Regions from separate parts of the Homo sapiens genome. Here all the other regions are linked to region 1. The links are chromatin loops, found by intact Hi-C in ENCODE. Cell type or tissue: GM12878. All regions are shown on one strand. Links, peaks and the distances in the headings refer to the core of each region. The heading gives the core; the rest is flanking DNA.

Region 1 (7,959 bases), core at 1,552-6,551:
AAATAAACAAAAGCAACTTGCCTCTCCCATGCAAAATCATAAGATGGTGTGGGTAGTTCAGGGGAGCAGAGGGCTCTGATCCACGAAGTCATAGGAGTAGCCTCTCATTCCCAGCATTGACTTTAATCATCTCTTTATTGGGGGCCCAGCACAGTGGCTCATGCCTATAATTTCAGCATTTTGGGAGGCCAAGGCAGACAGATCACTTGAGCCCAGGAGTTGAAGACCTGCCTGGGCAACATGGTGAAACCTCGTCTTTAGAAAAAATGCAAAAAACAAACAAACAAACAAACAAACAAACAAAGAAAACTAGCTGGGTGTGGTGGTGCGTGCCTGTAGTCCCAGCTACTTGGGAGGATAAGATGGAAAGATTGCTTAAGTCTGAGGGGTAGCAGCTGCAATGAGCCATGATTGCACCACTCCACTCCTGCCTGACAGAGCAAGACTCAGCCTGGAAAAAAAATACCTCTTTATTGGCATTTTGACATCTTTAACTCTGACTTTTCTAGTATGCTGTTTCTTCTATCCCCATCTCTAGTAACTTTCTACAACACTTTCCACACTCTGTCTCCCATGCTGCAGCACAATGCTGGAAAGTTATGAGAAAGTGTTGACTGAACTGCCAAACTCTGTTACATGGATGGATCTTCTTTAGTGAAATAAGCCAGGCATAGAATACAGAAGCAAAATTTTGTATAATTCCACTTAGTGGAGGTACTTAGAATAGGCAAATTCATAGTCAGAAAGTAAAACAGTCTAGGCACAATGGCTCTGCCTGTAATCCCAGCACTTTGGGAAACTGAGACAGGAAGATCACTTGAGGTCAGGAGTTTGAGACCAGCCTGAACAACAAAGCAAGACCCTGTCTCTACAAAAAATAAAAAAATTATCCAGGTGTGGTGGTGAATATCTGTAGTCCCAGCTACTTGGGAGGCTGAGGTGGGAGGATCGCTAGAGCCTGAGCGGTTGAGGCTGCAGTGAGCCCTGCTCACACCACTGCATTCCAGTCTGGGTAACAGAGCAAGACCCTGTTTTAAGGGGGAAAAAAAAAAAAAAGGATAAATACTACAATATTACATTGTGTATACTTTAGCCATAATAAAAAAGTTTACAAACTAAAACAACAAAGAATATATAAGGTTAAGGAATAAGAGGCCTAAAAGAAAGGAAAAACAATAATAGATTTAAGGGAAGAAGGACATGTTTTAGAAGAAGCTCACTATCTGTTTACACAGAAATGATTTAGCATATGGCAAGGGAATAGGTCATGTTGAGAAATACTTGGAAAAAAAATAATTATTTTCTTTCTTAATTAGCCTGCATATGTACCTCCTTAATCTAAAATAAAAGCTGAAGTTGTTTTTCAAAGAAGAAAATAATTATAGAATACTTTTTTGGGTGAAATTTCCTCTACTGGATATGAAAATGGTGATTATAGTAGACATTGTAGCTTGGCTGCAGATGGCTCACAGTTCATCCTCTCTCCAGGCATTGCTCTTGGAGGAGAGATTCGGGGCAGTCCACAAGTAATTACTGCTCTGTGAAAGGGATCCAAAGTCCTGGTTCCCTTTTCTTGATTGGGAACAACTGAAGTGCCCTCCAGCTCTGGAACTCCAGGTAGGAGTGGCTGAGGCCTCTGGCACAACTGTCTCACAGTACAAAGTCTCCTTTTGCCCAACACTGCTTCCCTTACTCTGTAACAGGTGCTGTTCTCTCTTATACTTTCCAACCAACCTCTTGTATGCAAATTTCCATCTAAGAATACTTTTTCTGAGAATGCAACCTGAAACAAACATTGGTTTGCCATTCTAACCAGATGAGAAATATAAATTTCCTTTGTTATGCAATCATTTGAGAAAATTCTGTTTGGCCATAATGCAATTTCAACAGCAGGAAAGATTCGATTAAATTTTATTTCTTAACACAGTCATCAACATTAATTTGCTCACTTATTCATTTATTCCTTTTTAAAAATTTATTCAGCTAATACTTGTTGAGTGCCTACTATGTGCTGGATTCTATGTCAGGAAAACAATCTAATAAATGAAGGAGAAAGTCCAATACTGTCCATTAAATGGTAGGATATCATTACTCTTCCACAAACTGTAAACAGTAATTTTCCTCAAAATTTAGTGCTACCTGAAAGAGTGACATGGTTTGGATCTGTGTCCCTGCCTAAGTCTCACGTTGAATTATGATCCCGAGTGTTGAAGATGAGGCCCGGTGGGAGGTGATTGGATCATGGCGGGTGGATCCTTCATGAATGGGTTAGCACCATCCCCTTAGTACTGTCTTGTGATAGAGTTGTCATGGGATCTGGTTGTTTAAAAGTGTGTAGCACCTCCCCACTCTCCCTCTTTTTCTCCTGCTCTGGCCATGTAAAGTGCTGGCTTCTCCTTCACCTTCTGCCATGATTGTAAACTTCCTGAGGCTTCCATAGAAGCCAAGCAGATGCCAACATCATGCTTCCTGTCCTATGAAACCATGAACCAATTTAAACCCCCTTTCTTTATAAATTCCCCAATCTCAGGTTATTTCTTTATAGCCGTGTGAGAATGGACTAATACCACTAGTTACAGTTATTTGTTTCTCCTGATTCTGTGGAGGACAAACTTTTCCATTTAGATGATCTGCTGGGTTTTTTTGTTTGTTTGTTTGTCTGTTTTTTTGAGATGGAATCTCGCTCTGTTGCCCAGGCTGGAGTGCAGTGGCATGATCTTGGCTCACTGCAACCTCCGCCTCCTGGGTTCAGGGGACTCTTCTGCGTCAGCCTCCCGAGTAGCTGGGATTACAGGAGCACATCACCACGCCCGGCTAATTTTTGTATTTTTGGTAGAGATGGGGTTTCACCATATTGGTCAGGCTGGTCTTGAACTCCTGACCTTGTGATCTGCCCGCCTTGGCCTCCCAAAGTGCTAGGATTATAGGCGTGAGCCACCGCGCCTGGCCAAGATGATCTGCTGTTGAGAAAACCTAATAAGAATAGCCTTTATCAAAGATATATAATCTAGAAAAGCTTAGGGAGACACAAAATCGTAAGCATAAAGGACAGTTATTAAAGTGTTACTTCAGGCTGGGTGTGGTGGCTCATGCCTATAATTCCAGCACTTTGGGAGGCTGAGGTGGGAGGATTGCTTGAACCCAGGAGTTCAAGAAGAGCTTGGGCAACATAGTGAGACCCTGTCTCTACAAAAAAAATTGAAAACTAGCCAGGTGAGGTAGGACGTGCTTGTGATTCTAGCTACTCAGGAGACTGAGGTGGGAGGATCACTTGAGCCTGGGAGGTTGAGGCTTTAGTGAGCTGTGATTGCACCACTGTACTCCAGGCTGGGTGACAGAGTGAGATTCCATCTCAAAAAAAAAGAAAAGGCTGGGCACGGTGGCTCACGCCTGTAATCCCAGCACTTTGGGAGGCCGAGGTGGGCGGATCATTTGAGGTCGGGAGTTCGAGACCAGCCTGACCAACATGGAGAAACCCTGTCTCTACTAAAAATACAAAATTAGCTGGGCATGACTGCCTATGCCTGTAATCCCAGCTACTCTGGAGGCTGAGGCAGGAGAATCGCTTGAACCTGGGAGGCGGAGGTGGCGGTGAGCTGAGATCGAGCCATTGCACTCCAGCCTAGGTAACAAGAGCAAAACTCCGTCTCCAAAAACAAAAAAAAAGGTATTATTTCAGCTTAGTTGTTCATTTTTACCACCAAAGTGAAATGTAAACATCATATAATTTTATTCAGATATCAAAAGAAAGAAGAAAATTATTTTAACAAATTTGTAAAAAATTAAAAAATATATTTTGTTATAACAAATTTCTAACATACACAAAAATTGATAGGAAAACATAAGCAATCTTCCTGTACTTAACAACCAGCTTCCCTATGGCCAATCTTGTTTCATCTTTTCTCATGTCTACTCCTGAACCTCTACCTCCATTATTTTGATACAAATCCTGGCCATAATATAGTGACATTTGTAAGTATTCTAGTATTAACTCTGTAAAAGTTAAGGTCTCTAAAAAAATTACCGATTTTAAAGCATTTAGGGGAATGTAGTCAGTGTTTGGGAAATTTTGTAGGTGCTTTCCAGAAATTAAAGACAAGAAAAAGTAGAGTTCAATTTCTCAGTGAAAAACCGAAATCAGTACAAACAAAACATCAAGAATGAAGTTACTCATCTGTAGAAGTAGAATATATTGAGACGTGTTTGCTAAAGCGTGGACCAGAAGATTTAGAGACTTTCCATACCCACTCAATATGTTCTTAATGCATGAGTATTGTAGGCATTGAGGGCTGAGTCATAGCAGACTCCAGACGATGCAGGTGTTCATGTAGCCCCTGGAAGGACTTTGGTTGTTGCTTTTAGGGAGATAGGGAGATCTGAAGGTTTTAAGCAGGAGAGAAGCAGAATATCACTTCCACTTTAAGAGGACCGCTCTGGCTGCCGCTATGTTGAAACCGAAATGTATATGTTCTAGAGAAGGAAGAGAAAGACCAGTTAGGATAAAGTTTTTCACATTCTACTGTGCACACAAATCACAGAGAATCTTGTTAAATAAAGGTTCTATTTTCATAGGCCTAAGATGAGGACTGATTCTGCATTTCTAATAAGCTCCCAGGTAATGCCCAGGCCCCTGCTATACATACCAAACCTTGTTTGGCAAGGACTTAAGAAACTATTACAGACATCCAAATAATAGCTGATGTGGCTCAGAGTGTCAGTGATGGAAAACTAGAGGGATTGTTAAAATGGCAGGATGCTGGATTAATTTTTTCAGTGTAACTGACAGAATTCCTTGATGGCTTGGATATAAGATGGGGGAGGCAAGTCAAGGCACATTCTGAGGCTTTTGGCTTGAGCAACTGGAGGCATAGGGAAGCATGTAGGAGGAGCAGGTTTTGGTGGGAAATCAGAAAGTTGATTTTTTGACATCTTAATTTTGAGATACTTCTTAACTGTGAAAATTTTAAAGATGAGTAGGTGACTAGATACATATGTTTGGTGTTCAGGGGAGTGGTTGAAGTGGCAGCTAAAATTTGTAAGTCTGTATGTAATATCTGAAGCGATGAGAACGTATCAGATTAGTTAGAGAGGGAGTGCAGATAGAAAAAAAAAAGAGATTCTAGGACTGAGCTTTGGGTTTGTTCAACATTTAGAGGTCAGAAAGATGAACTAGCAAAGAATACGAGCCTTGAATTAAGAGGAGAATCAAGACAGCATGTCTCCTGGACGTCAGTAAAGAAAGTGAGATTAGTAAAACAAAGATGAAACTAACAAATATCAAATTATCAGATTCTGATCTAGGTTGCCCTCATAAACTTCAAGTTAATGTGGAGACTTCAAAATTAAAATGGAAATATTGAATTATGAAGCAGTTTCAGGGAGAGTTTGGAAGTGTTCAGGAAGGAGAGGTATTTTATAAATTTGACATGGTATCTAAGTGGCTGTATCACTAGCACTGAATTAGTTAATTCACTGAAACAGCTAGACTTTAAATAATTGATTTATTTTCTTATTCTTGAAGAGACTGCTTACATTAAATAGTTACTTTGGCATCATGTATAGTTTAAAATAAAACACATCGTTGCATCAGAAAGCATGCAACCTTTTATTACAGGTGTCACGTGTGTGTTAGTACTGATGACCTCAGTTCTCTCTTGCTTTCTACTCTCTGATCTTCATCTAGTCACCTTTCGCACTTTCTTTTTTTTAATTAATTTATTTTTTAATTATACTTTAAGTTCTAGGGTACATGTGCACAATGTGCAGGTTTGTTACATATGTATACATGTGCCATGTTGGTGTGCTGCACCCATTAACTCGTCATTTACATTAGGTATATCTCCTAATGCTATACCTCCCCCCTCCCACCACCCCAAGACAGTCCCTGGTGTGTGATGTTCCCCACCCTGTGTCCAGGTGTTCTCACTGTTCAATTCCCACCTGTGAGTGAGAACATGTGGTGTTTGGTTTCCTGTCCTTGCGATAGTTTGCTTAGAATGATGGTTTCCAGCTTCATCCATGTCCCTACAAAGGACATGAACTCACCCTTTTTATGCCTGCATAGTATTTCATGGTGTATATGTGCCACATTTTCTTAATCCAGTCTATCATTGATGGACATTTGGGTTGGTTCCAAGTCTTTGCTATTGTGAATAGTGTCACAATAAACATATGTGTGCATGTGTCTTTATAGCAGCATGATTTATAATCCTTTGGGTATATACCCAGTAATGGGATGGCTGGGTCAAATGGTATTTCTAGAAACTACCATCAGAGTGAACAGGCAACCTACAAAATGGGAGAAAATTTTTACAATCTACCCATCTGACAAAGGGCTAATATCCAGAATCTACAAAGAACTTAAACAAATTTACAAGAAAAAATCAAACAACCCCATCAAAAAGTGGGCAAAGGATATGAACAGACACTTCTCAAAAGAAGACATTTATGCATCCAACAGACACATGAAAAAATGATCATCACTGGCCATCAGAGAAATGCAAATCAAAACCACAATGAGATGCCATCTCACACCAGTTCAATGGCGATCATTAAAAAGTCAGGAAACAACAGGTGCTGGAGAGGATGTGGAGAAATAGGAACACTTTTACACTGTTGGTGGGAGTGTAAACTAGTTCAACCATTGTGGAAGACAGTGTGGCAATTCCTCAAGGACCTTTCTCAGTTTCTGTACTAAGAGAGGGAGAAACTGATCCCTGTCCTACATGGAGCACAGGGTTGTGTGACAATGGAGTGAGATAACAGGCCTCTATGAAGATGTCAGTATTATAGAAACAGGAAATGTATACAGAAATAGTATGCCCTTGATGCAGCTTCTCAGTCTAAGTAACTCATGAGTGTATCTTATGAGATTAATATTCTTTCCAATGTTATATGAAGGGGCCAAAGGTGACTATCTTGAAAGTGTTTTATAATTATTCACCTATTTTGACTCATAAAAATGATAATTTCATAGAATGCAGGCTAAATCTTCAGAGTTTTTAATAGTAAGCAAGAGAAGATACTTGATATCCTAGAATCAACTGAGTTTTCCCACCATAGCCAATAAGAATACTTATATTGAGCTCGAAATGGGAAGCTTCCATGTTTACTTTCTGTATTGAGAGATGACCTGCCCCAATTCTTGACCCTGATTCTGTAAAATTCCATTTTGGGGCTCAATGTTTATCAAAGGAAGATGGAAAAATCAAAGAAGAAAAAGGTAAAAAGCATTAACAACATCAGCCAAAGGTATCTCTCTCTCTCTTTTTCTCCCTTCCTTAGCTCATCACCTCCTTTCATTCATTTTTTAAAATAAACAGACAAATTAGGGTTATGCTATTCCAGACTAAGAAGAGCAAGTTGGAAGAAATAATTGGTGCATCAGTCAGGAAAAGCTCAGTTATGTTGCAGCAACAAACAACTCCAAAATCTCAGTGACTCAACACTTTTTTTTTCCCCAAATTTACTCTAGTTGTTTCACATGTGGGCTTTACTGTTGGTTATTCTGGTACTTAGGATCATGAAAATGCCATCTTGATAAGTCTTTCCACAATCATCAAGGCATTGGGAAGGGGATGTTGAGAATCACACAGAAATATGTCAGTTTTTTTCAAGGAAATGACAGACACCACTTCTCCACATATTTCTGTGGCCAAACAGGTAACTTGTTTGTTCCCAGCTTACCATGTGCCTAGAGGGAGAAGCATCAGAATATTTGTGGACATCTCTAGTGACTACCATTAATGTTTGAGGAAGGAACAAGAAATAATAAAAGCCCTTACCTCATAGATTATTGTGAAAATTTGTATAACACTTAAGCCTACAGTAAGCTCTATTATATGAATTAAAATTAAAAAAATAATCAATTTATATGATAATTATTTTTAGAGAACTAATAACTTATATGGAGACAATGTTCGGCTAATATAGCCTCTGGAAGGCTTATGTAAAATTTTC
Region 2 (7,959 bases), core at 928-5,927, 50 kb before region 1:
GGTGGTGCATACCTGTAATCCCAGCTACTCGGGAGGCTGAGGCAGGAGAATTGTTTGAACCCGGCAAGCAGAGGTTGCGGTGAACTGAGATTGTGCCATTGCATTCCAGCCTGGGCAATAAGAGCTAAGTTCCGTCTCAAAAAAAAAAAAAAATAATAATAATAATAACAAATAATTGTGTTTTTGGTTTGTTTTGTTTTGAAACAGAGTCTCACTTTTTCACCCAGGCTGGAGTGCAGTGGTGCAATCACAGCTCACTGCAACTCTGCCTCAACCTCCTACCTCAGCCTCCCAAGTAGGTGGACTACAGGTATGTGCTACCAAACCCAGCTCACATGGGTATGTGTGTGTGTTTTGTAGAAACAAGGTTTCACTATGTTTCCCAGGCTGGTCTCGGACTCCTGGATTCAAGTGATCCACCTGCCTTGGCCTCTCAAAGTGTCATTCATTGTATCTATTATAGGGACACCTGCTAGTGATGACAAGGTCTGGTCCTTGTGCCAGGCATTCATGTGTGGTGAGCTGCACCTCAGGAAGAGGAAAGGGGCTGGTCATGGCTCTTTCACTCGAGCTTTGCTTGCTTCCTTCCTTCCTTCCTTCCTTCCTTCCTTCCTTCCTTCCTTCCTTCCTTCCTTCCTTCCTTCCCCCCTTTCTCTCTCTCTCTTTCCCTCCCTCCCTCCCTCTCTTCCTTCCTTCCTTCTTTAAAAAAACGGAGTTTTGGTCTTGTTGCCCAGGCTGGAGTGCAATGGCGCGATCTCGGCTCACCACAACCTCTGCCTGCTGGGTTCAAGAGATTCTCCTGCCTCAGCCTCCCAAGTAGCTGGGATTACAGGCATGTGCCACCAAGCCCAGCTAATTTAGTATTTTTAGTAGAGATGAGGTTTCTCCATGTTGATCAGGCTGTTCTAGAACTCCTGACCTCAGGTGATTTCCCTGCTTCAGCCTCCCAAAGTGCTGGGATTACAGGCGTGAGCCACCACGTCCGGCCACTTTGCTTTCAGTGTGTACCAACATTTGACAGTTATGTGTCCTGGGTTAGGCGTGTTTGTCCATTACATCAACTAGTTTAAACCGACCTTAGCCTCACACTCACAGTCTAAATAAAGACCAAAAATTGTAATTCTAATAGTGTAAGGACAGGTGAGAAGTAAGAAGATGACAGAGTTGATATTCCTATTCCAAGTTGAAGTTCATTATCAATCATAATACGAGGGAAAAAGATCAGTCTGAGAGGAAATGGGGGTGAAGGGAGATATGTGAAATATTTACTATTGTTAGCAATGAAACACACCTAAAGTGTTATTTTATATATATAATTGGGACATTTCTTTTTTCCAACATTTAGAGCTGCCAAACCAATTATCAATATTAAGTAAATCTAGAATCAAAATTTTAAATCACTGTATCATAAAACATTAAATTAATTTAAAAATCAGGTATATTCAATGATGGTGGTTTTATTATTTGCAGTAAGAACAAATTTGTTCCTGTACTGTTAATACAATTGAGACTTATTTGAAGACATTCAATATTCTATCTTCATTTCTCAAGTGCATTTGACCCTAAGAGCCATTTTTAACATTTATAAACTATTAATTAATTAATTAATTTAAAATAGCTACAGCCAGATTCGATGGCTGACATCTGCAATCTCAGCACTTTGGGAGGCTGAGGCTGGCAGATCACTTCAGCCAAGAAGTTCGAGACCAGCCTGGGAAATGTGGTGAAACCCCACATCCAGTAAAAATATAAAAATGAGCCGGGTGTAGTAGCATGCACCTGTAGTCCCAGCTACTCGGGAGGCTGAGGTGGCAGGATTGTTGGAACCTGGGAAGTCAAGGCTGTAGTGAACTGTAATCACACCACTGCACTCCAGCCTGGATGACAGAGCGAGATCCTGTTTAAAAAAATAAATAAAATAAAAATAGATAAATAAAATAAAACAGCTATAATAAATATACCCTAACATGTTAATATACATAACATATTTTTATGAAAGCTTTTAAAAAACAAACAAAAATCAATGAAAACAGTAGCATTGTTTTACGTTTCTGCAAATCACTTTAATGTCTGGCTTAAAAGTAGATAGTTGAATACTCCCAACTGCTATTGCAGTCTTGTGAAATGTTGTTTTGGTTGAAGTAGTTGAAGAAAATCTGGTATTACATGTAGTTTAAAAAGCAGGAGTTTCTGGCCGGGCGTGGTGGCTTGCTTGTAATCCCAGCACTTTGGGAGGCCGAGGAAGGGAGATCGAGGCCATCCTGGCTAACATGGTGAAACCCCGTCTCTACTAAAAATACAAAAAAATTAGCCGGGCGTGGTGGCTGGCACCTGTAATCCCAACTACTCAGGAGGCTGAGGCAGGAGAATGGCCGGAACCCAGGAGGCGGAGCTTGCAGTGAGCCGAGATCATGCCACTGCACTCCAGCCTGGGCGACAGAGCGAGACTCCGTTTCAAAAAAAAAAAAAAAAAAAAAAAAAAAAGCAGGAGTTTCTAAACAACATTTTCAGAAAATTGTGGGTATTCTGTAGTACTATACCAAAATTTAGCATCTGGTAGTTTCTTAAGGGTTACTTGAAATATAGAATCCAAAATCATATCAATGAACTTTTCATACTTAATTACAAGAAAATCTATTAATCCATCTTGTACTTTAAATGGATATTTTACCTGTTTATTTTCAAGGAACATATATGAACATTTATCAAAACACAGTTTAGGAAAACTGCCTTTCTGATTATGTATATCTTGTCTTAATGTTGTTCTGCTGCCTGTGTCATGAATATTAAGTTCAAGTTGGCTGATAGAAACCCCCACTGTCTGGTCTATGTCCAGAGACAACGTGTGCTTAATACGTGAGTTCTGATTCTCATCATGGCATCTCTCCTTACTATAGTGCCTCACAGAAATCAAAAAGATACCCAGACAACTTATTCAAATAATAGCACAGTGGTTTCATAAAGGAAGTGAGAGGGGATTTTAATCCCACTGGACTCAAATTCTCAGGCTGTTAAAATCAACAAACTCTAACGTCCCTTGACCTCTCTTTTATGGAACATGAATAAGGTATGAACGTTGCTGGGCACAAATTTAGCAACAGACTCCGGGGAGAGTTTGTAAAACGTTGAACACCACTGCTAACTCTCTCAGAAGAGTAAGTTTCATTTCTGTCTCTGGTACTTAAGGTTAAAGTCGGCCCAGCGAAATACCTGCTCTCTTTTCCTCATGGGAAAGTCACGTGTCCTTCCAATTCCTGTAGAAAGTTTTCTAAACAATTGTCAACATTATCTAGCAAAACTTCTCACCCTTCCTGCAAATAACAAATGACATGAAGAAACTTTCAACATCCTTATTTGAAATGTCATTTGCATCTCTCCTGGTTCTTTTTAATCTTCTTTATGCTTTTCAATAATACCATTTCTATATTCCCCTGGAAATTTACAACCGAAAGCATTTCCATGTTAGTGTTTCAGGAAAAAAAATGTAAAATATGAAATGAAAAGTAAAATATAATGGAAGATCCTCTTTAAATTGATTTTTTAAAACTTAATAGCCATGCATAAATAGAACTATTTCCAGGAATAACAATTCTTAAGCATTTCTTCTTCTTCTTCTTCTTTTTTTTAAATAAAACAGCATAAAGATGGTTTCATAAATCACTGAGATATGTAAATAAAGGAAGCTACAGAATTTCATAGATAAAAAAATCATTTTTTTCTACTTGTAAGAACAAATATATCATATCTGAAATGTAAATAATTATAAAGTCACAAATAATTTATTCTTCAGTGACAAACTTTTGAACAATTTCCAATTGCCAACGTTATAAATAATATACAATTTAAGACTCTGTTCTTTAAGTTACAGGGATGATGAAAGATATTTTTCTTCTGAAAGGCTGTCATAACTAGTTTATAAATTTGCTCAAGTTAAAAGCCAGATTTTTCATAATTAGATGATTAATCAGTCTATTTCTTTAGTTTATGGGTCAGATAGGGGTCTGAGTTAAAGATTACCTAGGATCTTGGAGAAAGAAAAAATATCCTTCCATCTCCTTTTTCCGCCCAGGAAAGACAGAGATTTCTCCCTGGTTCCCTAACAAAAGGGCCATTTGGAGATCTGGCCTGGAAAAGGATAGAGCGCCTTACTTTTCCACAGAGAGCTTTCCACAAGCTTTCTGAAACTCACAGCTGATTCTGAAACTCTCCTGCTCAAAATTCTTCTATAGCCAAACATATCCCCTACTAGTTGACACCTTGAAATAACCAGCTTTACAATCATTGTACAATTTCTCTCCATCTCTCCTCAACTTTACTCTTCTTATGAATAAACTACATTTCTGAAGCAGCATTCATCAACTATTATTCAAATAGTTCTCTAGATCTGGAATTTCCATCTTCTTTAATATTATACTCTCCTCATCTGCACTTTTAAATTCCATTGTAAATCTCACTTCCTCCAAAATACCTTCCCTGATGATCTCAGAAAGAATTAAACTTTGCCTTCCTTAAACTCTCACAGCACCCGTTTTGAACTTTAGCACATCTTGAATTTTTCCCATGATTCTAGCCTGATTTTTTTTTTTAATCTTAACTTACTACAGATTCTTTCCCCGGGCCAGGGCATTTGTCCCCAGTGTTTTAGTTATTACTAAAGTGAAACTGATTTCAAAATGTAATCTTCAGCTCCAACAGCTAAAATGAGCATCCCACTAAAATGAGCTATTTTGCCTGCATTTCCTGTGTTAGTTAAATTTATCATCATCTTCTCAGCCACTCATTTCCTTACCCAGACACAACTTTCTTTTGGACTCTCATGTGGCATTTTATTCATCACAGAGATGAATAAATTACATCAGAGTGTAACAAATTTTATATATCTGAGATTCTCTGCTCAATCATTAGCTTCTTGAGGACCACTAGTCTTTGTACAAATAATGTCCAGTATAGCACTGGGTATATGAAAACTGACTGGATCGACATTGAATAGAATAATACTATACTGATGTTTCGTAATTTTTCTTTTTTTTTTTTAGACAGAGTCTCGCTCTTTCACCCAGGCTGGAGTGCAGTGGCGCGATCTCGGCTCACTGCAACCTCCACATCCCGGGTTCAAGCGATTCTCCTGCCTCAGCCTCCTGAGTAGCTGGGATTGCAGGCATGTGCCACCATGCCCAGCTAATTTTTTGTATTTTTAATAGAGTTGGGGTTTCACCATGTTAGCCAGGATGGGTTTGATATCCTGACCTTGTGATCCACCCACCTCAGCCCCCAAAGTGCTGGGATTATAGGCATGAGCCACCGTGCCTGGCCAGTAATTTTTTTGTAAACTTTTATTGGAGCTTCTTCAACACAAGTTTTCCCAATTGGATTGTCAGTTCTTGGATGGCAAAGACCATGTCTCATTTTTCTTTATATTTCTCAGTATAGTAAAGCATTTTGTCCATAGTAGGGTCTCAATTTAATTGGTTTAATGCCTTAATATAATAGTAGGGCTAAGTACTCCTGTTTTAATGCTTTCAGAATATTGGATTGTCCAAGATTTAAACAGATATATAGGTATACTCAACGTAGGTAGTACAGGAAAGATAAAGGAGATAAGTGAGGTACCTAGATTTACACCCAACTAACCTATGCAGGAAACAAAGAAATTCTCATTCCATCTGGCACAGTCAATATAGTCCCCTTTTGAGTGTTCAATGCATCTAACACATGTGATAAGCCAAGTCAAAGAAATAGGCCACAATCCCCTCCCTCAATAAATGTGCCTTCACAGACCTCAGTGCTTCTATTTCTCCATCAGGTATATAAAGCAAAACAATTCAATTTTATGATACACAGGGGATTTTGAGGTGGTTTCCCTCCATTTGATATAGGCTTAAAGGGAAACCAATGGGCTGAGCGCTGTGGCTCAGGCCTATAATCCCAGCACTTTGGGAGGCCAAGGTGCGAGGATCACCTGAGGTTGGAAGTTCCAGACCAGCCTGACCAACATGGGGAAATCCCATCTCTACCAAAAATACAAAATTAGGCAGGTATGATGGCACATGCCTATAATCCCAGCTACTCAGGAGGCTGAGGCAGGAGAATCATTTGAACCCAGGAGGCGGAGGTTGTGGTGAGACAAGATCGGGCCATTGCACTCCAGCCTGGGCAACAAGAGCGAAACTCCATCTCAAAAAAAAAAAAAAAAAAAAAGGGAAACCAATGATGCTACACTCAAAGAACATTTTATATATATATATGTGTATATATATGTGTGTGTGTGTGTATATATGTGTGTATATATATGTGTGTGTGTGTGTATATATATATATATATTTTTTTTTTTTTTTGACAGGGTCTGGCTCTGTAACTCAGGCTGGATGGAGTCCAGTGGCAGGATCTTGGCACACTGCAACCTCCGCCTCCCCAATTCAGGCTATTCTCATGCCTCAGTCTCCAAGTAGCTGGGATTACAGGCATGCACCACCACACCCCGCCTATTTTTGTACCTTTTTAGTAGAGACAGGATTTCACTGTATTGGCCAGGCTGGTCTCGAACTCCTGGGCTCAAGTTATCCCCCTGCCTTCGCCTACCCAACGTAGTGGAACTACAGGCATGAGCTACCACACCTGGCCTAAAGAACATAACTTTTAATGAGTTGGGGTTGTTTATTAAACAATCTGAAAATCTGGATAAAATTGAAACTTTCCTAAAAAAAAGTGAATTAGCAAGATTTATTCAAGGAGAATGAAATATGAATAGACGGGCAACACAGAAACATTGAAAAGGTTGTTAAAGATTTACAACTAGAAGCATGTTAAGTACTGAGAGATTTATAGGCTATTCTATATATAAATTAATTGTAAAAAATTATAATTCCTATGTTATTCAAACTATTCCAGAACACAGGATACCTAATCTTCCACCAGGCCTAGTGATAGTAGGGCTGTAAGAGAGAAAACAGATGTCTCTTGCAAGGACCTTGGGAAAATGATGGCTTCAGGACAAGGTTAGGTTCCAGAGTGAGAAGGCAAAAATTTCACAGAAGATGATGTGGAGTTCCAGAGGGCATGGTGCAAGAGTGAAAGGAGATGAGGAACAGTAAGAGATGAGGTCAGAAAATGTGTTTTACCAAACTCTTTGGAGATTAGCGTCTGGGGAATAAAGAATGAGCTGGAGGTCTTAAATGTCTCGTGACTGGGACAAAAACAGTGGTTGAGAACATGATGGGATTTTTCCACATGGTTGTTAGGAAAGTTGCTATATTTGAGACTGTGAATGTCAGCAAAGCTGAGGAACAGGAGGTCTTCCATGGAGTACACAGTGCCCTAGAGCATCGTCCTTTGAAACCCGTTTCCTTTTATATCCGTCCATAGAGGCCTTAAGGCCAGTTCTGCAGTGTCTTACTCAGGGCATACGTGAACCCTCTTGAATATTGCCAATGCCCTTGTTATTCTAGATTGTTCTAGAGATCCTATCCAGTGTACTCAGCTGGAAAAAATGGAAACGAAGCGTGGGACAATATCATTTATTTGCAGGTGATATGACTGTTTATTAAGAAAATCAGGGTATCGGGCCGGGCACGGTGGCTCACACCTGTAATCTCAGCACTTTGGGAGGCTGAGTTGGGTGGATCACAAGGTCAGGAGTTCAAGACCGGCCTGACCAACATGGTGAAATCCCGTCTCGGACAGGGCGCGGTGGCTCACGCCTATAATCTCAGGACTTTGGGAGGCCGAGGCGGGCAGATCACGAGATCAGGAGATAGACACCATCCTGGCTAACACCGTGAAACTCTATCTCTACTAAAACTACAAAAAATTAGCCAGGCGTGGTGGCGGGCACCTGTAGTACCAGCTACTTGGGAGGCTGAGGCAGGAGAATTGCTTGAACCCAGGAGGTGGAGCTTGCTGTGAGCCGAGATAGCGCCACTGTACTCCAGCCTGGGCGACAGAGCAAGACTCCGTCTCAAA
Region 3 (7,959 bases), core at 928-5,927, 210 kb after region 1:
AATGAAGAAAAATTGAAAGTAGGCTTTCAATGTGATAGTCAGTTGCTCACATTTATCTTGCTTCTATTCTTTCCAGTCTTGGCTTCTATGACTAAGTTAAACAGACAAGCAAACAGGACTTAGTTATGCTCTATAAAGTAAATCTTATATTTTTTAAAAAGTTACCATAATGCTGTAGTGATATTTCCATATAATTACAGTGCTTTCTCTTTAGAAACATAATTTTAATAGTTGCATTAAGGTATATCGGGTGGTTTATTATTATTAAATACTCTTTTGTGGCTAGCATATTCTAATTATTTTTCTGTTATAAATGAAGACACTGAGCACCTTTGTAGACTTACCCTTTGTTCTGCAGTTTGGAATTCTCTTATAATGTATCTTCAGAAGTAGTACATGAAAATTAGGATCCTGTTAAAGACACGTGATAAATATTCTGAGCAGTTTCCACCTTTCCTAGTGCTAAAAATAGCATGATGTGGGTGATAGAGGGCCCCTTAGATAGGTCATCAACATAAGGAAGGTCCTTAAAGAAGTTACAGATGATGTCTCAGGAGAAAGTCAGTGTGAACATGATGATGGAGGAAAGGGAAGCAGGAGGTGAGAGGCAAAAATTTGGTCAGGACATGAATTGGCATCAGGAAGTCTGGCTAGATAGAAAGAAGCAACCACTTAACTAATGAAGAGGTAGTGGGTAGAATGCCAAAGCATCAGAGAATGGATGAGAGAATGAAGATAAAGGTATAGAATGAAAAGGATGAGTAGGTTTTCCAGGTAAATACTCAAAGATGGCTATGTCAGATATTTAGCGATTGGTGACACATGTGGGCCCTTGGTCATGGGACTGGTCAGAAGACTAGCTGCTAGTTGAGAACAGGACTAAGCAAGGTTAATTTGATGCTGATTAAACTGTTAAAATAGTGTTCTTTCAATTTCTCCCAATAAAAGAATTGTTCACAACATCTGTAATTTGCATGAGCCTATTGATGGAATTTAAATGGACAGTTGAAGAACGAGAGGTTAGGGTTTGATCCTGATACCTTTAGCAAGGATCATTTTGTGTGATGGGAACCAAGAAACTCTGAGGAGAAAAAGAGAATGCCCAAAGGAGCATGCAAAATCTGGCGAATTAGAAGCAGAGAATTGAGAATTATCTAATTTTTAAAAAATCTAATTTCATTAAGTTCTTGTACAAATTTCTAAGGTTTTTTCATTATCTTACTTTGAGAGGTGAGAATGGAAGGAAAATGCTCACCTGTGTATGTGCACTTTGCACAAAATATTATCGTGAAATTTGTCCCTTAGCAAAAGAAAGGGAAACATCCTACTTACGTGTTTAGGGTTCAGATGGCAAGTGTGTTTTGGCTCAAAATTTATCATGAATCAAAAAATACCTTATATATTGGTCAGCATGAGCTAGCTAAAAGAATAAATTTATTTATAAATATTTTATAAATTTTATTTCTACTAAATGAGCTAAAACCATTGTGACAATAATAATTAGAATCCTACTTCTCTCTGAGCGGATGTTTGGTAGAAGAAATAAAGCACTAAGAAAGGAACCACATATGTCATGTGACAAGATTGGGAGAGAGGAACCACTGAGGAGGCAGCCCTGTTTGGGAGGGAAGGGCAACATAATCAAAGATCTAAGCCCAGCTCATAGACTGAGGCTAAGAATTTGGGATTCTAGCCATGGTGTCTGGATGCTGCTGCACAGAGGCTCAGGGCTACTCTTTCATCTCTTCCCAGGACAGGAAATAGAGGAAACCACATAACTGAGCTCAAGTCCAAGACAGCTCAATAATATCACACACAGAGTTCTCCCATCTATCCCAAGGAGAGAATGCCAATTTGTGAGGGTATCTTCTCTTGGACCTAGAATGAGAGAATAAGGAACAGGTAGTTTCTTCCATTTCTATTTTTGTTCTCCAAACCCAAATAAAGAAACTTGCTTTTATTGTTTGTAGGGGCCTGCTATAAAGACTGCTCAGTTTGGCAGAAGTCTGGTTACAGGAGTGTGTAGTAAAGATGCTTAATGTGGTAGAAGCCTGTGCATGGATGGACCAGGAAGAATTAAATGGGGCTGCTGTAAAACACTCTTCCTAGCCAGAGATCAAGTATATAACAATTCACATGAGGAACTTGCACTTTACGAGAAAGACAAAAGAAACTGCTATTGCAAACAAATCTGCTTAATGTAAGCTTGCTGGATGCTGACAGCAAAAACTAAACCATAGTCATGTTATCATTTAGAAATGTTAATAGGATCACCTAATAAAAGTTTCAATTATAGAGCATTTATTACATAATACTGACAGCACTAAATAGGAAAAGCAATATATAGAATATGGACAAAATGGTATCCAGAGACAAACTCACGTCTTTAATGTTTTTATTTCTAAATATGAATGAGTAAAATATAAACATTAAACTTACAAGCTTAGAAAAAGAACAACTAAGTAATATAAAATAAGCTGTAGAAAAACATATTCACGATAAATGTAGATTTTTTTCTTCCTATGAAGCTGAATTCTTTCTCTCCGAAGTTCCTAATCTCTGTTTTAAGAATCACTGGTATAGATGATATTAAAATGCACATCTCTCAAATATCACCAGATTTGCATATGCAGTCACCTAGAATCATGTAGTCTTGTTTCTAGTGGTCTCCTTTAGGAGAGGTTCTGTGTCATAGTGGTAATTCTAGTGTCTAAGTCAATGCCGGGATGTTCAATAAAATGTTATTAAGTGAACATGTGAATAAATACATTCTTATGCCATATATTTAAAAAAACTGTATGTATCTTAATCCAGTTCATCAAATAAGTGTTTTGTCAAATTTAATCCTTATTAGGATCTCTTCTCATTCTTCATTTTTCAGTACAGAGAATTCTCAAAATCTAAATGATAAAAGCATAGCTATCATGGATTAAAAACAATTCCATTGTACTTTTTCTTACAGCTAACCTTGACTAATTCTCACATGTATTTCAGAAATATGAATAATGTCTTCATGCAATTCATGTAAGGCACAGAAAATAGGTATCATTATTTCTGTTTTAATGACAGATTTTGAGGTTAGGATGACTCATGAACAGCTGAGCAGCCAGTCAGTAGGAGAAACCAAAATAGAACGGAAACGCCTCCATTTCCACCCCCACGCTCAAACCTCGAGTGCACCCTCCCTGGGGAGATTGAAGCGTGATGTGCCTGTGAGTGAACAGGGAAGCGCTTCCTGCAAGTTACTAAGCTGCAAAGGCTCAGCGCTCTGAGCTATCCTTGGTGGTGATCAGTGAGAACCACCCACTCTCAATCCAGCTGATAAAAATGGAAGGGAAGGAGAACTTAGAAAAGCAGGTCCCTTAAATGCTGAGCTCCTCTTATTCTGAGGAAGATATTTCATTTACCTTTAACTGAGTAATCTTCAGAAATTACCTGAACTAAAATATTTTTTCATCCCAGTGAATGTAACCTTAAAATGCAAGCTACCTTGTTAGATGGGCACAGCCCAGCCTGTTTTACTCCCTGGGGAGGGAAAATATTTTCTTAAGCATGTTTCTCTGATTCTTTTAGGCACACAAAATTAGTGAGGCATGCTTTTATAGAAGCCTCTATAACTAAATTACTTTTGTAAAATAATCAACAATAGGATATAGCAGGTGTCAGTCTTTGGCCTGCAAACAAATTATTGTTGGAATTCTTAAGGAGCTTAAGAATATCCTTAGAATACTTGAGGAGCTTAAAGGTAATTTTTTAAAATGTGTTTTAAAAGTATTAACTATCATCCTGTATCCACAAGCATAATGGCCTTAAGTGGAGGAATTAAGAATTGCATCTGAAACATGTTTGATAAAGTTAAGATGTACTTTTGCCTCCACCATCCAATTCAAATAATAATGTTGTCCAATGCAAATACTAGTTTCCAGTAACTAGAGTCATTCCTTTCCCTACACCTCTGTAACTGGACGCATGCAAGTCTATCTTACTTACTGAGGCTGCTTTCATAATTCCAGTGGGCTGGGTTCTAAGAGAAATTTTAAAACTGTTTTCCTCCCCATTAAGCCCTTTGCCATGGTTCTATAGCTTACAGCAGCCCACACCTCACAAATATGAGAAAGGGATAGTCATTAAAACTTCTGCTTAATTCACCAAAAAAATTAAAAATAAAATGGTTAGTTACTGCCCACTCCACACTGACAGAGTTATTTAATCACCTACCACATCCTTACACCTCTGATCCTACTTGTTGGATTTTCTCTGCTGCACTATCAGTGCCTGTCTTTCTCCTTATTAGTATTAATTTCACTATTTTGTGAATGCAAACTTCTAGAGTTGTTTTATGGTCCCTAACGTCCACCCATCCTACCTCCTCTTAAAAAACAAACATGAATACAAAGCAGTCAAGCCATCGGATGGAAGGAAAGGAGCTTGGAACTGAGAGAAACACTTTACCAACAGAATGTAAACCAGACACGTTAAACTCACAGTTGGCCATAAAGAACAGCCTGAGTCTGATAGAGGGACGACAGCCAAAACAGAAGGTTCTTGTGGTGAGACGGCTGATATGGTCAGGCTGGAAAAACCTCTCCATTCCTTCCTGTGGGCACCTGAATTCCACAGGCTTGCAGATGGCAAGAATCACTGAATTACAGTTCCTTAGAGTTTTCTGTGTGCTAGTCGGAGACCTTGCACATGGCATTGAGCTCAGCACACGACGATTTCAGTTCCTTGAGCAAACTCAGATAAAATGAGGCGGAAAATGTTTCTAAAATAAGGTTTTCTAGGGAGTGTTAGTAAAATGTGACACTATCCTAGTGTAATCCAACAGGTAGGAGGTTGGATGGCCTCCCAGGCCTTCAACACACTGTATATTTGAATGTGCACAAGAGGAAATGCTCTAAAGACATGCATTTTCTTTTACCTTTTAGACTAATCCAGTGGAAAAACTATATTCGACCCAAGGATCTGTATCCACACAGTTTGACAATAATTTACTTCTTTCTGGAAGCGATGAGCACAGTGTAATTCCTGAGAAATTTTAATAATGATATTTTAATTATAATTAAGTGAAACCTAGCAAAGTTGGCTGTATCTGGAGGAACTCCACTGTGGGAAACAGATTCTTAAGGTAATTTTTTTGTTTTATATTTTATCCTACACAGCCTTACCTAACCTAAAATTTCTCAAGGTTAATTCAGCACCAGGTGGGTACTCTCGTTTTTGTCTATCTAAAGGGGGGAATTTGAGATAATGGTTGACATGTCAAAAAAGTGGCAATGTAAAATGGGGGCTAATCTTCAGAATGAAGTGTTCCCCCAGAAGGTAAAGCTGTCAGTGATCACCTTCTAGAAATTATTATACTGGCATCCATGACCCTTGCTGAGAGGATCTTGATTGAGATTCAGAGTATCCAAGGAACACCTTGAAAATGTGGGTCATACAATGTCATAACATTTGTAAAGGGGTGCATGATCCAAACTTATTAAAACCTAACATCCAGAATCTCTTAAAGTTTTACTTTTCGTTGTGTGATTTCTTTCCTCACCAATTTCTTTTCCAAGGGTGTGCTATTATTTCTCCTACTGTCATTACTTCTCTCATTCAATTCAGCCTACTTCCACAAGCTCTCATTTTGTAGTAATTAATTCATTCAACAAATATCTGCTAAGGGCCTGTTACAGTGTATGTCCTGGTCTAAGTGCTGGAGAAAGGATAGTGAAAAGAAAAGCAGATCCATTGCCTCAAGAAGCTAATGGTCTAGTGAGGGGGGTGTAGTAAAAAACTAGAGGGGGTGTAGTAAAAAACTACGGTGGCTCACACTTGTAATCCCAGCACTTTGGGAGGCCGAGGTGGGCGGATCATGAGTTCAGGAGTTTGAGACTAGCCTAGACAATATGGTAAAACCCCATCTCCACTAAAAATACAAAAATTAGCTGGGCATGGTGGCGTGCGCCTGTAATCCCAGCTACTCAAGAGACTGAGGCAGAAGAATCGCCTGAACCCGGGAGGTGGAGGTTGCAGTGAGCTGAGATCACACCACTGCACTCCAGCCTGGATGACAGAGCAAGATTCCATCTCAAAAGACAAACAAACAAACAAACAAAAACTAGAAGACACCTGCCTGGGCTATGCAGCAAGACCTCGTCTATACTCAAACTAAAAAAGATAAACCAGGCATAGCGGAGAGTGCCAGTAGCCCCAGCTACTCAGGAGGCTGAGGTGGGAGGATTGCTTGAGCTCAAAGTTCAAGTTCAAGCACTGAGCTACAATTGCACCACTGCACTCCAGCCTGGGTGACAGAGCAAGATCCTGTTTCAGAAAAAGAAAAAAAGCAACAACAACAAAACTAGAAAATAAGTAAATAAGATAATAGTGTATTTGAAGGAAAGAACAATGACCAATGTGGCTGGAACAAAACAGGTGATGGGAAAGCATCCCAGATGAGACTAGAGACTAGTGGGGAGGTCAGATCTTCTAGAATGTCATAGGCCATGTCATACACTCTGAAAAAGAGTTCCAATGTTTGGGTGTTTTTTTTTTTTTTTTTTTTTTGGTTTTTTTCCCAAAGTCCACTGAGAACAATTAAAGTGTTCTAACCTATGATATGATCTAATTTGCAATTTTAGAAGATTGTCCTGTTTTCTATGTGGAAATAGGCAGAAGGAAGGGTCACTAGAGAGGGCAAAGAAATCAGTGTGGCTGCCACTGGAGGAATGGAGGATGATGGGTCTGTGATGAGGACAATGACAGTAAAGATAAAATGAGTTCAGTGGATTCTGGGTATGCTGCTTAAGTAGGACTGAAGAGCCTGCTTATGGTTTAGACATGAGGCATAATAGCAAGGTAAGTAACCAGGATTTTATCTTGAGCATTAGCTTCATCAGCTGCCAAAACAAATAAAATAGACTGCAGGGCTTAAACAACAGAAATTATTCCTCACAGTCTGGAGGCTGAGAAGTCCACGATCAAGGTGCCAGCCAATTCATTTCCTGGAGAGGACCCCCTTTCTGGTTTACACATGACTGCCTTCTTGCTGTGTCCTCACATGATGGATAGAGAAATCATCTCTTATGTCCCTTCTTATAAGGACACTAATCTCATGAGGGCTCTACCCCATGACCTAATTACCTCCAAAAGTTCTGCATACAAACAGCATCTACTGGGAATAATGGCTTCAATATATAAATTTGGGGGGAGGCACAAATATTCAGGCCATAGCAAGAACTTAGAGGATGGTGATGCCATTTTCTGAAATGAAGGATACATGGAACAAACAGCTTTTAAGGGATAGAGGAAAAGACAGAACTACTAATTCTCTTACATTTGAGATGCTACCACAGATGCTAAGCATTGAAACCAGAGTTCCAGTCTGGTAAATCATCAGCTTTTAGGTGGTCTTCAAGTCCATGGGCCTTAGTGCTGTCACTGGTGGAGAGGACCAGGGGCAGAATGCTGAGAGGTCAAATAGATGAGGATAAAGGGCCAACATACTTTCTAGAGACGTAAGTTGCTTTGTATATTGCGGTAAATGATGACTATGTACCAGACAGTTAAATACACATGTTCTTGCCGTTGAGAAACTTGCTATCCCATGATGGAAATAGAAGCATAAATATACAGTCTCAGATAATTTTAGTGTAGCTTATTTAGGTACTTCTTTTTTAATTTAGGGAATGAGCTGTCTCTAGTCCCCATGTGAATTAGTCTGTTTTTACACTGCTATAAAAAACTACCTAAGACTAGGTAATTTTTGAAGAAGAGAGGTTTAATTGACTCACAGTTCTGTAGGCTTAATGGGAGGCATGATTGGGAGGCCTCAGGAAACTTACAATCATGGCAGAAGGCAAAGGAGAAGTAGGCATGTCTTACCATGGTGGACCAGGGGAGAGAGAGTGAAGGGGGAAGTGCCACATACTTTCAAACACCTACATCTTGTGAGAACTCACTCACTATCATGAT

Evidence for each region. Hi-C counts contacts between places; a loop is a spot of excess contacts. Peaks named below come from ENCODE experiments on the same cell type or tissue, not always from the same donor. Only the 100,000 strongest peaks of a DNase experiment are listed, where the experiment ranks them.
Region 2: it touches region 1 in a loop (2.1-fold over the local background); 1 of 110 quality-filtered maps calls a loop at or near these places.
Region 3: it touches region 1 in a loop (2.6-fold over the local background); 1 of 110 quality-filtered maps calls a loop at or near these places.

What each region holds. Positions count from the first base shown.
Region 1 is chr13:80,253,055-80,261,013 of GRCh38, reverse strand. No RefSeq gene overlaps it. Among named protein-coding and RNA genes, the nearest start is that of SPRY2, 84 kb to the left of the region's middle. In GM12878, for the core only: no CTCF peak of the experiment used is centred there; a DNase peak (open chromatin) is centred at 4,234; H3K4me3 peaks cover 714 bases; H3K27ac peaks cover 1,407 bases.
Region 2 is chr13:80,302,707-80,310,665 of GRCh38, reverse strand. No RefSeq gene overlaps it. Among named protein-coding and RNA genes, the nearest start is that of SPRY2, 34 kb to the left of the region's middle. In GM12878, for the core only: no CTCF peak of the experiment used is centred there; a DNase peak (open chromatin) is centred at 3,001.
Region 3 is chr13:80,044,203-80,052,161 of GRCh38, reverse strand. No RefSeq gene overlaps it. Among named protein-coding and RNA genes, the nearest start is that of LINC01080, 37 kb to the right of the region's middle. RefSeq lists an enhancer at 2,974-3,223. In GM12878, for the core only: no CTCF peak of the experiment used is centred there; a DNase peak (open chromatin) is centred at 3,151; H3K27ac peaks cover 407 bases.